Linked DNA regions of Homo sapiens: region 2 is linked to region 1. A link is a contact called in ENCODE Hi-C or POLR2A ChIA-PET data. All regions are on one chromosome and are shown on one strand. The core of a region is the stretch at or near the end of the contact, and the rest is flanking DNA. Distances in the headings are between cores, read along the strand shown.

The links. Hi-C counts contacts between places; a loop is a spot of excess contacts on that map. ChIA-PET counts read pairs that join two places held with the same protein, here RNA polymerase II (POLR2A). Pooled maps may share reads with other maps.
Region 2: a pooled map shows a loop between it and region 1 (6-fold over the local background). The contact joins the promoter of SPHK2 here to the promoter of AP2S1 in region 1. A Hi-C loop is called at or near these places in 4 of 50 pooled maps. POLR2A ChIA-PET finds 5 or more read pairs at or near these places in 2 of 52 experiments (Panc1 and activated naive CD4-positive, alpha-beta T cell).

Annotation. Positions count from the first base shown.
Region 1 is chr19:46,847,467-46,854,793 of GRCh38, forward strand. AP2S1 (adaptor related protein complex 2 subunit sigma 1) reads right to left here and starts at 3,380. Exons shown (of 5, transcript NM_004069.6): 1 at 3,298-3,380. The coding sequence starts at 3,300. RefSeq lists an enhancer at 3,395-3,704.
Region 2 is chr19:48,618,254-48,625,580 of GRCh38, forward strand. It overlaps SPHK2 (sphingosine kinase 2), which reads left to right and starts at 1,253. Exons shown (of 7, transcript NM_020126.5): 1 at 1,253-1,290; 2 at 2,149-2,300. The coding sequence starts at 2,262. It overlaps RPL18 (ribosomal protein L18), which reads right to left and starts at 925. Exons shown (of 7, transcript NM_000979.4): 1 at 888-925. The coding sequence starts at 890. RefSeq lists enhancers at 1-396, 667-1,346, 1,507-1,596 and a silencer at 5,911-6,150.

The sequences.
Region 1 (7,327 bases), core at 2,130-4,629:
CTCATCCCCCCAAAGTGCTGCATCAGGCGTGAGCCACTGCACCCCACCTAATATCACCACTATCTAATTTATTATCTAATACCAGAACATTTTCATCATCTCCCCCCAAAAAACTCCCCACCCATTAGCAGTCACTCTCCGTTCCCCCAGGGCCTGGCAGCCACGAGTCTCCTTTCTGTCTCTGTGGATGTGTCTGTTCTGGACATTGTATATGAGTGGAATCATGCACTCTGTGGCTTTCGTGTCTGGCTTCCTTCACTCAGCGTGACGTTTTCCAGGCTCATCTGTGGGGTGGCAAGCGGCAGAGCTGCAATTCCTTTCCGTGGCTGAGTGATCCTCTGTTGGATGGATAAGGCCGTACTTCGGGCATTTGGGTTGTTTCTGCTTTAGGGCTATTATGAATAATACTGCTATGAACATTCGTGTATGAGTTTTCGTGTGGATGGATCATTTCTCTTGGGTATATACCTAAGAGTGAGATTGCTGGCTCATAGGGTAACGCTATGTTTAACTTTCTCAGGAATTGCTAAACCGTTTTCCAAAGCGTCTGCCACTTTCATGACTTAACTTTGGTGCCACTTTGGTGCCTGAGTTTACTGTGAGGAGTAAAGGATATTCCTGGCCGGTCACGGTGGCTCACACCTGTAATCCCAGCACTTTGGGAGGCCAAGGCGGGCAGATCACTTGAGGTCAGGAGTTCGAGACCAGTTTGGCCAACATGGTGAAACCCCATCTGTACTAAAAATACAAAAATTAGCCAGGTGTGATGGGGGGCAGGGGGGAGGCGGCTATAATCCCAGCTACTCGGGAGGCTGAGGCATGAGAATCACTTGAACCCAGGAGGCAGAGGTTGCAGTGAGCTGACATTGCACCATTGCTCTCCAGCCTGGGTGACAGAGCGAGACGCTGTCTCAAAAAAACAAAAACAAAAACATAGAGGTATAGTACAGTGACTGGCACGTACTAAGTGTTACATAAGAACCAGCTCTTAGCAGCATTATATTTTCCATTATGTGATGTTCAGAAAACCATGGCCAAAGCTTACTCCATTAGAAGTTCTGGGCCCATTTCTGTCTGAGACAGGCATGCTCATGCCCATTTTATAGATGAGGAAACTGAGATTTAGGGAAAGGAAGTCTCACAGCCAGAAAGCAGAGGTGGGAGTCCAAAGGCTTTGCTCTGAACCACCTGACCCCAACTTGTGGGAGCCTTCTCTCTTAGGAAAGAGAGCCCTCTAGTCCTGTCTTTTTCTTTTCTTTTTTGTTTTCAGACAGTCTCACTCTGTTGCCTAGGCTGGAGTGCAGTGGCACTGTCTCGGTTCACTGCAACCTCTACCTCCAGGTTCAAGCGATTCTCCTGCCTCAGCCTCCTAAGTACCTGGGATTACAGGCGCATGCCACCATGCCCGGCTAATTTTTGTATTTTTAGTAGAGACAGGGTTTCACCATGTTGGTCAGGCTGGTCTCGAACTCCTGACCTTGTGATCTGCCTGCCTCAGCCTCCCAAAGTGCTGGGGTTACAGGCGCGAGTCACTGTGCCCAGCCTTTTTTTTTTTTTTTTTTTTGAGACAGAGTCTCACTCTGTCGCCTAGGCCAGTGGCACAATCTCGGCTCACTGCAGCCTCTGCCTCCCGGGTTCAAGCGATTCTCCTGCCTCAGCCTCCCAAGTAGCTGGGATTACAGGCATCCACCACCACACCTGGCTTATTTTTGTATTTTTAGTAGAGACGGGGTCTCACCACGTTGGCCAGGCTGGTCTCGAACTCCTGACCTTATGTGATCCGCCTGCCTCAGCCTCCCAAAGTGCTGGGATTACAGGCATGAGTCACCGCCCCAGCCTGAGAGTCTTTCCTAAGCCTCATTCTCCACACACTCTATCCTCCCTCCCCCAACCAACCAAACTGGACCGGAACAGGATGTTACACTCTCCTTCCAAGAACTCCTGCTGAGCCAGGGAAAACCACTTCCTAGCAGGGCAGGGGTCCCAGGCAGGAAGGGACGTTGGGGGGCCTACACCAGGCAGCCACAGCCTGGGAGCAGAGCCGGAGACATATTCACACAGTTAGGAGAACTAGAAGCAAACCCACAGAGTTGACAAAAAGCTCTGCCTCTTACTCCCAAATTCCCTTGTATACCTCTCCCTGTTTTCTTCCCATTTGGAATCTCAAGTCCCCTCCGTCCTGAATCTCTGCATCCTCACGCCTCTGCTGTCCCCTCTAGATGCCCCCCAACCTTCCCTGTCTCCAATCCCCCTCCTCTGGAGTTGTTCCCTTTTGACCTCCACTTTCTCAGTCTCAGTTCCCCTCCTTGGGGCCTCAATGGGCTTTTTACTGGTGACATCCCTTGTCCCACTCCCAAGCTTCCTCCCTTCTTCAAAAGGTCACATTTTGCCTCCAAGGACCCTGTTCCTGGAGGAGACTCCGCCCCCGCTCTGACACTCTTTCTCATTCGTTTTCTTTCCCAACTTCCAGCCCAAAGAACCCTTTCCTAGATCCAAAGCCCCAACCTGGGGGATAGGGGCACTCCTAAATCCAATGTTGAGTCTTTGCCCCAACAAAGATTCCTCCCCAGGTCTCACACTTTCAAGCCTACTCCCCACCCCACAAGATCTCTCCTCTTGGAAAGACCTATTCAGTTGCTCCCCATTCTTTCCGAGTGTCCATCTTACCTCCAGGTCCTCTCTCCTTTTACAGCGCTTTCCCAGACCCTTAAGTTTCATTCCCTACAGTTGCCTCCTTTTGGTTTCCTGTGCCAGGTCTCTTCTTGAGATCATCCCTCTCTCACAGGCAGTCTCCTGCCCCTGTCTCAACATCCCCTCTCCACCTGCAATCAGATCCTTGTCTCTAGAGACTCCTCCCATCAAGAAAACCTCCCTCCCCTTTTCCAAGGTCTCGCGTTCTCGTCCCAGCGCTCCCGCCACACTTCCAGAGCGCCTTCCTCTTTCGGACGCCCTCTCCCCACCTCCAATGCCTTCTCGCTACCCACAAGACTGTGTCTCACGAGTTTCCTCTCGTTTCAAAGCTTCCAACCATCTACAACGTTTCCCACCTGCACAGCCCTTTCCCCTTGGAACACCACCCCCAATGCCCGTCGCCGCGAGACCCCTGGTAACCCCCGCGCGCAGAATCACCGCCCTGTGCCCTCCTTCCCGGCCCTGGATCGGTCCCAATCCCCAGAGCCCGCGCCTGACCCAGACCATCCGCGGCAGAGAAGGGACTTGTCAGCGCCCGATCCAGCCTCGGCTATTTACGCGTGGGCCCCCCCTCCGCCAGTCCCCGGCGTAGCGCTCCCCCGTTACCATGGCGACCCCCGTCCAGACCCCAGCGGCCCCGGTCCCGCGGCGACTGGGCAGCTCCGGCTCAGGGTGCAGTTGTAGGGCCCAGAGCTAGAGCGGACTTCCGGTAGAAAAACCCGCCTGCCTTCTCGCGCACAGACCCCTGGGAGTTGTAGTTTCACCAAAGGGGCCAGCCTGGGTGAAGATGGGTGAAGAGTCAGAGCCAGTCCTTTTCCTACCAAACGAGTCAGATCCCAAGTGCATGCTGGGATTTGTGGACAAACATCTTTACAGAGGACTACAATTCCCGAGATGCTGAAGAACCAGCGGTGAAGGCGTTGCATTCAGGGAAATGTAGTTCTCTTAGGTCCCCTCCCCCCACCCAGGGGAGAAGGGCATGCTGGGAATAGTAGTTTTAAATTTTAAAAAACTGTCCTGGGGAGATAGAAAATGTCTTTCCATTCCTCATCCAGTGATTTCTTTAATTTTTTTAAAAATAGAGACAGGGGTCTAGATATATTGCCTAGGTTGATCTCGAACTCAGCTTCAAGCGACCCTCAGCCTTCCAAATCACCAGGATTACAGGCATGAGCCACCACAACACCAAGCCAGTGTTTTGCTTAAAATACGTTGCGTGTGTCTCTCGGGAGACAACAGTTTAAAAGCATAAATTTGAACCGGCCCGGCGCGGTGGCTTACTCCTGTAATCCCAGCACTTTGGGAGTCCGAGGCAGGCAGATCACTTGGTTAGGAGTTCGAGACCAGCCTAGCCAGCATGGCGAAACCCCATCTCTACTAAAAATACAAAAAATTAGCCAGGCATGGTGGTGCGCACCTGTAGTCCCAGCTACTCGGGAGGCTGAGGCAGGAGAATCACTTGAAGCCCGGAGGCAGAGGTTGCAGTGAGCCCAGATCTCGCCACTGCACTCCAGCCTGGGCAATAGAGAGAGACTCCAAAAAAAAAAAAAAATCTCTAGTTTGGCGGGGGCATGATGGCCCATGCTTGTAATCCCAGCACTTTGAGAAGCTGAGGTGGGTGGATCACCTAAGGTCAGGACTTCGAGACCAGCATGGCCAACACGGTGAAACCATTTCTACTAAAAATATAAAAATTAGCTGGGTGTGATGGCAGGTGCCTGTAATCCCAGCAACTCGGGAAGCTGAGGCAGGAGAATTGCTTGAACCTGGGAGGCAGAGGTTGCAGTGAGCCGAGATCACACCATTGCACCCTAGCTGGAATGACAAGAGCGAAACTCTGTCAAAAAAAAAAAAAACCCTCCAGGTCAGCAGTTAGTTTAGTGTTTTTTTGGTGTGTCTTTGTTTTTGCTTTTTTCTGAAAGAGGGTCTCCCTTGGTCACCCAGGCTGTAGCGCAGTGGCATGATCTCAGCTCACTGAAGCCTCAACCTGCTGGGCTCAAGTGATCCTCCCACTTCAGCCTCCCGAGTAGCTGAGACTACATACACATGCCGTCACACCTGGCTAATTTTTTGTACTTTTTGTAGAGACAGGGTCTTGCTATGTTGCCTAGGCTGCTCTTGAACTCCTGAGCTCAAGCGATCCTCCCTCCTCCACCTCCCAAAGTATTGAGATTACAGGCGTGATTTTTTAAATGGCCTTTATTACATTTTAAAAATTATTTTATTTGCCCTATGAGTATGTGTGTATGTTTGTCTAGATCTCTCATTAGGTAGTGAGTTGTTGAGGGCAGGGACCCTGTCTGATAACTGTATCTTCATTACCTAGAACATGACAGATGGTAAGCAGTCAATAAAGTTATTACTATTAGTACTGAGGGGAGATTGGCCCTAATAAGAACAAAGCATGCCAGGCATGGTGGCTCACTCCAGTAATCTCAGCACTTTGGAATGCCAAGGCAGGCAGATCACCTGAGGTCAGGAGTTCGAGACCAGCCTGCCCAACGTGGCGAAACAGCACCTCTAATAAAAATACAAAAATTGGCCGGGCTTGGTAGCACTTGCCTGTAATACCAGCTACTTGGGAGGCTGAGGCAGGAGAAGCACTTGAACCCTGGAGATGGAGGTTGCAGTGAGCCGAGATCGTGCCACTGCACTCCAGCCTGGGGGACAGAGAGAGAGAGAGACTCCATTTCAAAGAAATAATAATAATAAATTAAATAAATAAAACAAAATGTATTGTAGAATTATGTAAATTTAAGGTATAGTACTGGCAGAATAACCAACACATAGTTGTTGAATATTATAGGGGCAAAAAGAGGCCAGAGATCATTTCTGTCTTGTGTACTTTTCTGTCTCCAACAGGGTTGATACTAGGATGACACAAGCAAAGTGTCCAGGTTGCAAAATTTTAAAAGGACCTCACTCTTAGATGCCAATTCCTGTCTTACACAGGACTGAGAATATGTGCCTCATTAAATTTTGTGCCCTCAACACGTCACTTGCCTCCCCTTAGTCCCAGTCCTGATCTCCAGTGTTCAACTTAATACTTGGCACAACTCTGGTGTTCAATAAACATTTGCTGAATGAATGAATGCATTTGCAGCAAGAAAACAGACACTGCCCCCACCCTCACAGCATTCACAGTCTAGCAGGAAAAATGGACTTAAATGACATAACATAAATAAATTTAAGGCCAGGTGCAGTGGCTCATGCCTATAATCCCAGCACTTTGGGAGGCCGAGGTGGGTGGATCACCTGAGGTTGGGAGTTCAACAGCAACCTGGCCAACATGGTGAAACCCCATCTCTATTAAAAGGACAAAAATTAGCCGGGCATGGTAGCGTGTGACTGTACTCCCAGCTACTTGGGAGGCTGAGGCACGAGAATCACTTGAACCCGGGAGGCAGAGGTTGTTGTGAACTGAGAGTGTGCCACTTCACTCCAGCCTGGGCAACAGAGTGAAACTCTGTCTCAAAAAAAAAAAAAAAAAAAAAAAAGAAGGCCAGGCAGAGCCAAGTGGATCACCTGAGGTCAGGAGCTCAAGACCAGCCTGATCAATATGGTAAAACCCCATCTCTACTAAAAACACAAAAATTAGCCAGGCATGGTGGTGTGCAACTGTAGTCCCAGCTGCTAGAGAGGCTAAACAGGAGAACTGCTTGAACCCAGGAGGCAGAGGTTGCAGTGAGCCAAGATCGCGCCACTGCATTCCAGCCTGGGCTACAGAGCGAGACTCCATCTCAAAAAAAAAAAAAAAAAAAAAAAAAAGATATTAGCCAGTGCTACAGCCACGAGAACACTATCTTTTTTTCTTTCTTTCTTTTCTGAGACAGGGTCTCGCACTATAACCCAGGCTGGCATGCAGTGGTGCAATCACAGCTCATTGCAGTTTCAACCTCCGGGGCTCAAGCAATCCTCCCACCTCAGCCTCCTGAGTAGTGGGAACTACAGGCACGTGCCACCATGCCCAGCTAATTTTTAAATTTTTTGGAAAGAAGAGGTCTTGCTATATTTTCCAGGCTGGCATGTGAATGCTTGACTGGAGCTGAAGGACCTGTATTCCAGGTGGCTCGCTCCTGTGGTTGGCAAATGAATGCTGGCTATTGGCCAGAGACCTCAGCTCCTCACCACGTGAATCTGTCCACAAGGACATATGAATGTCCTCACATGGCAGCTGTTTTCCCAAAGAGTGAGTGATCTAAGAAAGAGCATGGCGGAAGCTGCTATGTCTTTTATGGCCTTGCCTCAGATCTTTTATGACACTGTCATTTCCACAATGTTCCATTGGTACCTAATCAGCCCTGTCCAATGCAGGAGGCAATGCAAATACCAGGTGAGACTCATTGGGGTCCATCTTGGAGGCTGGCTGCCACAATGGCTCATAACAGGCACCTAGCTGAGTTGAAGAGTTAGTGACAGCTTCCTAGAAGGGGTGACATTTGAGCTGAGATCAGAAGGACGAGTGGAGCCGGGCATGGTGGTGCATGCCTGTAATCCCAGCTACTCGGAAGGCTGAGGCAGGAGAATCACTTGAACCTGGGAGGCAGAGGTTGCAGTGAGCCGAGATTGTGCCACTGCACTCCAGCCTGGGCGACAGGCTGCTCCGTCTCAAATAAATAAATAAACAAACAAATAA
Region 2 (7,327 bases), core at 3-2,502, 1.8 Mb after region 1:
ACCTAGCAATACTACTAGAACCACCTCTCCTACAGCATCAGTCAATCCAACAACCCTTACCAAATAGTGTCTTTTTAAAACATCGTTTTTAAAGTGGAGACAGGGTCTCACAATATTGGCCAGGCTGGTCTTGATCTCCTGGGCAAGGAATCCTCCCGCCTCGGCCTCCCAAAGTGCTAGGATAACAAGCGTGAGCCGCCTCGCCAGGCTCCTACCGCCCTGCTGCCTTTCTGAGCAACTTAAGTTTTTCAGACTGTGTTGACAATTACAAGAACTATTTAATAGCTCCACTTATGCAGCACTTACTGTGTGCAAAACCCCGTGATGAGCATCTCCTGTGAATTATTTCTTCCCAAATTCACAAACTTGTCAGATGAGATTACTGTGTACCCAACGAACAGCCAGACACTGGGGCAAAGGCTCAAAAACCATCACAAGGTGGGAAGGGGCCTGAGACTCAGAGACCTGCCTGGTCCCCAAATCCAGTTATTCGGCTCTCGATCCTCTCACCCGCCGCGGCCCCCATCGAACCCGACTTTTCATACTAGAAAGTGACAGGTCCAGATAAAGGCAGCAAAGCCAAATAACTAAGAGTGGCTGCGGGTCCAGCCACCTGGGTCGGAATCCTGGCTCTGCCACTTCCTGGCTTTGTAAACCCAGTCATATCAGCCTCCGAGTACCTCCACTTGGTCATCTACTAAGTGGGGGCGGTAGGCTATGACTGACCCATCCCTGCTTTCCTGGCCCCCAGAGTAGGTCCCCAGTATCGGGAATTGCTCCCTCCGGGCAGCCGCAGACCCCCTGCCGCCCTCCAGCGTGCCCCTAGCCCAAAACCACGGCGGATGGCAGCGGATTATCCAGCCCCGAACGCCGCAAAGCGAGCTCACCATGATGGCGCCTCCTGCTCGGCCAGGTCCGGAAAGAGAGAACGGGCTGGGGTGGGCGGGGAAAGCCTCAAGCGAGTGGCGCCGCCGTGACGTCACATGGGTGCGACGCGGCGCTCTACCACGATCCGGACTTCTCTGTGGTGAGTTGGACGACTGACTAGCCGGGCGATAACGGCAGAGAGCATAGAGCGCAGGAACAAGCGCAACGTCCAAGAGGGAAGGGCCAGCACGTCGGGGGCCTCTCTGGCCCTACCCAGGCCGTGTTCTCGATAGCTTTCCGGAAGAAAGGGATCTGGGAGCGAGATGCGTGTAGCTAGCACGATGCGTCGCGCGGTGACGCTCTGGCCCGACGCCGACGGCCTCTCAGTGGCTCCCGGAGGACCCGGCGGGCCCAGTGTTGGAGGTGAGGAGGCGGGGCTGGCAGGGCTAGTCGGGGCATCTGGAAATTTCCGACCCCACGCTTCGGGCGTTTCCTTATCAGGTTCACCGCTCCCTGATCTCGCGCTGCACTTCGTAGGCGCAGCCGCTGCTTGGGAAGTCCTACTTAAGGTCTAACCCGAGATGATCTTGCTGCACCTCAATCTATAGCATCCTGTATTCCCATCCTTTGAGTTCCGCTTCTCCTTCTCCCCCGGCCCCTAGATGGCCCTTCCCTGACCTAGAAAGAGGGAGACAGAGTTTCATAGGGGAGGCAAAATGGAGACTCCGTGGCTTGGGGGTGGGGGGAATGGAGGCCCAAAGGGTAGGAAGGAGACCTAGAAAGAGGGGTGAGATGGAGACCCAGGGAGAAGTAGTGGCAAAGAAAGATGGTGAGATGGGGCCTTGCAAGGCTATAACCAAATTCAAATCCTGGCTCTGCTAGTTACTAATGGGGTGATTGGGCAAGTCATTTAACCTCTCTGTGATCTTGGGAAAATCACTTAACTTCTTTGGGCCTTACTCTCCTTATGGACAAAAAGGGGATGACAACAGGCCTGGCACACAGGGGTGTTTTTCAGGATTATGAAAGTTAATAAAACTGCTGAGGTCAATATTTTGCACATAATAAGTGCTCAATAAAAATTAGCCTTCACTCCTATTATAGCATACATATTGTGTGCAACCAGATGGACTGGCTGGGGCAGTGATTAAAATGACTTATCTACTCTTCCCCCCACCCGCCAGGGAGGCCCCTGCCTCTTGGTTCTCAGGCACATTGAGCCTGGAAGGGCCTCCTGCAGTTGGCTGTCAATGCTGCTCCTCACTTACCTCTCCTCCACAGAGCTGAAGGTCAGGCCAGGACAGTGAGACCTGACTCCTTGCTCCTACCAGCCTACTATGGCTTAAGACCCAGGGCCAGGGTCCCGTTGATGTAACAGAGCAGAGGACCAGCAGATGAATGGACACCTTGAAGCAGAGGAGCAGCAGGACCAGGTAAGGGACCATCTAAAAGCCAAGATCCTCATACTGTGGAAAGACAAAATCTGAAGCTTTTCTTTAAAAAAAAAAAAAAAAAATTGGAGGCCAGGCGTGGTAGCTCAAGCTTGTAATCCCAGCACTCTGGGAGGCCAAGGCCTGCGGATCACCTGAGGCCAGGAGTTCGAGATCAGCCTGGCCAACATGGTGAAACCCCATCTCTACTAAAAATACAAAAATTAGCCAGGCATGGTGATGCGCACCTGTAATCCCAGCTACTCGGGAGACTGAGGCAGGAGAATCATTTGAACCCGGGAGGCAGAGGTTGCAGTGAGCCGAGATCGCGCTGCACTCCAGCCTGGGTGACAGAGTGAGACTCCGTCTCAAAAAAAAAAAAGAAAAAACAGGGTCTCACTCTTGCCCAGGCTGGAAAGCAGTGGCACAATCACAGCCTACTGCAGCTGCAACCTCCTGGGCTAAAGTGATCTTCCCACCTCAGCTTCCCAAGTAGCCTCCACCATGGCTGGCTAATTTTTTTATTTTTATTTATTTATTTATTTTGAGGTGGAGTTTCGCTCTTGTTGCCCAGGCTGGAGTGCAATGGCACGATCTTGGCTCACTGCAACCTCCGCCTCCCGGGTTCAAGCAGTTCTCCTGCCTCAACCTCCCAAGTAGCTGGGATTACAGGCATGCGCCACCACACCCAGCTACTTTTGTATTTTTCATAGAGATGAGGTTTCTCCATGTTGGTCAGGCTGGTCTCAAACTCCCGACCTCAGGTGATACGCCGGCCTCGGCCTCCCAAAGTGCTGGGATTACAGGCATGAGCCACTGCACCCGGCCAATTTTTTTATTTTTTCTAGAGACTAGGTCTCCCTCTGTTGCCCAGGCTGGTCTTGAACTCCTGAGCTCAAGGGATTCTCCCACCTCAGTCTCTCAAAGTGTTGAGCTTACAGGCATGAGCCACCGCGCCCAGCCTGGGAGCCCTTCCATAAGTGATTTCAGACCTTCTCTCCAGGCAGGTGTTCCAGTGGGATAATTTAGGAATCAGAGAAACTGAGGGGTTGAGGAGGATACTTATTATTTATTATTTAGGTGCACTGGCCCAGTCAGATTAACATCGAAAAAGACTGAGCACCGAACAAAGAGTCAAGTTACATTTTAAGTATTTCGTGGGGTAGGGGGAGATCTGTGCAGGGGGAAGCATATTATAGCAGCGAGAAACAAAGACAGTTATTCAATTGAGACATGCATTACATTATTTCTTACTTTTCAAGGAAAAACATGTTTTAGGACTTGAGTTTATCCTGTCTAGTGACCTTGCAGCTGCACAGTTAGAGAAACAGGGTCTTCACGATGCCTGGGAAAGGGAGTTAGATAAGGCTCACTAGCCACAAACAGAAAAACAGGCAGTTAATTTTTAAAGGACTCAATCTCGGGCCGGGCGCAGTGGCTCACGCCTGTAATCCCAGCACTTTGGGAGGCCGAGATGGGCGGATCACGAGGTCAGGAGATCGAGACCATCCTGGCTAACACGGTGAAACCCCGTCTCTACTAAAAATACAAAAAAAATTAGCCGGGCATGGTGGCGCGCGCCTGTAGTCCCAGCTACACACGGGAGGCTGAGGCAGGAGAATGGCGTGAACCCGGGAGGCGGAGCTTGCAGTGAGTCGAGATCGCGCCACTGCACTCCAGCCTGGGCGACAGAGCGAAACTCCGTCTCAAAAAAAAAAAAAATAAAAAAAAATAAAGGACTCAATCTCTTTCTCTTCCTCAGGGGGAATTGGGTTTTTTACATACAACTGAGTTTTTGCTTACACATTCTTTAATTTCTTTTAATTCCTGTTTCAGTGTGAATAGCTTTCTCCCTACTTCCCAGACAGGACAGCTGAGGCCAAGAATTCAGGGGCTTCCCAGCAGTCACACAGCAAGTGTGTGTGAGCTGCAGGGTCCTTTCTCCTTTTCCTCCTCCCTGTCCTCTCGTCTGTGTGACTTAGGCTCTATGTTTGAATCTCAGCTTCTTTGCCCAGTGTCTCTGCCTTTCCTTCTCCCAGGGCCCCAAGCTCAGTTGCTGTGCCCCAGTCTCAGTCTTACTGGGTTTCTGTTCCCCCTTCTCTCCGTGTCATTCCTTGGCACATACTATCTGGTGCTGTTGCTACTGTGGGTTGGATGCTAGGTACATGATTTGGCAATAAGCAAACTTCTTCCTACATTTGTCTCTCTTTTTTTTTTTTTTTTTTTTTTTTTTGAGACAGAGTCTTGGTCTGTTGCCCAGGCTGGAGTGCAGTGGCATCATCTCGGCTCACTGTAACCTCCGCCTCTTGGGTTCAAGCGATCTCCTGCCTCAGCCTCCTGAGTAGCTGGGATTACAGGTGCGTGCTACCACACCTGGCTAATTTTTGTATTTTTAGTAGAGATGGGGGTTTTGGACCAGTGAGGTGGCTCACGCCTGTAATCCCAGCACTTTGGGAGGCTGAGGCGGATGGATCACGAGGTCAGGAGATCCAGACTATCCTGGCTAACACGGTGAAACCCTGTCTCTACTAAAAATGTAAAAAATTAGCCGGACGTGGTGGCACGTGCCTCTAGTCCCAGCTACTCAGGAGGCTGAGGCAGGAGAATCGCTTGAACCAGGCAGGCGGTTCAGTGAGCCTAGATCGTGCCGCTGCACTCCAGCCTGGGTGACAGAGCCAGACTCCATCTCAAAAAAAAAAAAAAAAAAAGAGAGAGAGACGGGGGTTTCTCCATGTTGGTCAGGCTGGTCTCGGACTCCTGACCTGGCGATCCACCCGCCTCGGCCTCCCAGAGTGCTGGGATTACAGGCGTAAGCCACCACGCCTGGCCTACAGCCTACATTTGTCACTTTCTAGTGAGCTCTGTCCTTGTCTCCTAATGCATATCTCTTTCTCTCTATGCAATTCTGTTTCTAAGTCTCCTAATATATACTTGCCTTTCTTTCAATTTCACCATGTCTTTGCCTCGGTGCATCTGTCAACATCTTCACTTTCTGTCCCAGTTCCTCCCAGCCCCTGGGCTTCCAATATTCTCTCCCTCCCTCACCTTTGACCTAGAGATACTGTCCCCATCTCTCTGTCTCTGTCTTGCCATGTGACTGGTTCATTCACTGGGCAGATGTTTATCTCATGCCGCTTCCATTCTGGTTTGAGCCTGAGATAAATAAGTCTGAATTAATGAGCCTCTCCTTCGCGGCTTCCATTCCAGAAGTGTCTGTCTCCATCTGTCTCCGTGTCTGTCATTTTCAGGGTTTTCTTGTATCCTTACCTTGCACATTCTCAATCCCACTGTTTTGGTCTCTTGTTTATATCTCTGCTTTTCTCTGGGTCTCTCTGACTCTGTAACTGTCCGAAAAAAAAGTATCCTTCACTTTCCCCACTCTCCCTCTCCTCCCAGCTCTCTTATTGCCTCATCCAACCTCTGTGGGTCTCTGCCTTGCTCTGTGTCTGGATCGGATCTCTGGGCCTTTGTTACGCGTGTTAGAGTCTCTGTCTTTGCAGCTAAAGACCTCCTCCCTCACGCCCCTTTTCTTTTGTGAATTCAATGGATGAGACAGGCCCACTCTCCCTTAACAAAGATGGCGACAACGGCGCTGTCTATGGGGCCGCGACGTCGTCTCCGCTGCGCGTCGGCCCTCACCCACGATGGCGGCCAGTCTCCCGAAGCGCGAGGCCCCGCCCAGCTCTCGGCCTCTCCCGCGGCCGGTCCCTGCACCAAGCTCGCGAGCTGACTGGCTCCACCCCCCGCGCCCTCGTATTGGTGCGGCCCAGGCCGGCTGCACGGCCATTGGCTGAGCGGATGCACACCCTCCCCCCACCCCTAGGTCTGATGGGGGCTGTTGGTGCTGACTTGCGGGACCGCCTGGAGGAGGACCCGGCGTGTGAGGAGGGTGCGGGGGTCGGGGCAGGGACCGGAGTCTAGGGGACTGAGGGACCAAGAGGAACAGAGACTCAGGCCCGGGACTGGGGCACCGGGGTGGGAGATGGAAATGGAAAACCTGGGCCAGGACTGAACCCAGCCAGGCCTGGGACTGGGTTCTGGAAATAAGAGTGCGGATGGCGGTTTGGGGGCCCAGGGCCAGACACGCAGGCCTATGGATTGGGGACCAATGGATGGAGACCCAGGTCCAGGTCTCGGGGACCCAGGGACAGAGACCCAGGCCCAAGACTGGAGGACATCTAGGGCTCTGTGCTTGAACCTGATTTGAGGTTCCCATAATGGGGCCAGGGCAGGTTTGGGGGTGAAGCAGACGTCCTGGACCCGAGAGAGCCGCTGGGGATAGGGGGGCAGATGTAGTTCCTAAGGGTGAGTCCACAGGCGGTGGGGGGTGGGGGGCTGTCCTGGCGCTCTGGGCCTGGGGAATGTGAGGGGCAGGACTGGCAGGTGGCTGGGCGGGGCAGTGGGGAACAAAGGTGAGCGAAAGGAGGAGGCAGAATCCGGGCAGAGGGCAGGGAGAGGGCCTGTGGGGAAGGGACCTCAGTCCTGCTCCCACCCGCTCCCTGGAGAGCAGGCGGCCAGACACCCAGGTCAGTGCTCAGGGACCAGCTCTTGGCCCCTGCCCCTTGCAGGCGCTCGCATGTGGCTCCTCTCGGACCCCGTAGTCCCTGTCATATCCCTTCTCTCCAGCTGTCTCCATGCCTGCCTCGTACCCCTCCTATTTGCTCTCCCTTCCACTCTGTCTTGCCTTTCTCGTTGGGGTGAAAAAGTCTTACTCTCTTAAGTATCTTTCATCGCCTGAGTTTCACCTCATTGACCCTGTTTGTCTCCTCTCAGTGTTTCTCTGGCTCTCAGACCCTATCTCTATTGCGTTTGTGATTGTTTTGCTGTTTTACCCACTGCACCGTATGGGGGGTGGGGGTGTCGGGGAGGTGTGTCTTTCAGTCTTTGCATGTCTGTTTCTGCATATCCAATCCCACTATCCATTCCCCTTCCTGTGCCTTCTTTTCCCCCAAAGCCCGTTATCATCACCCAACCACCTGTATATTTCAATCCTTTCTCTTGTTTATCTATTCCTATGAAGGCAAGGATTT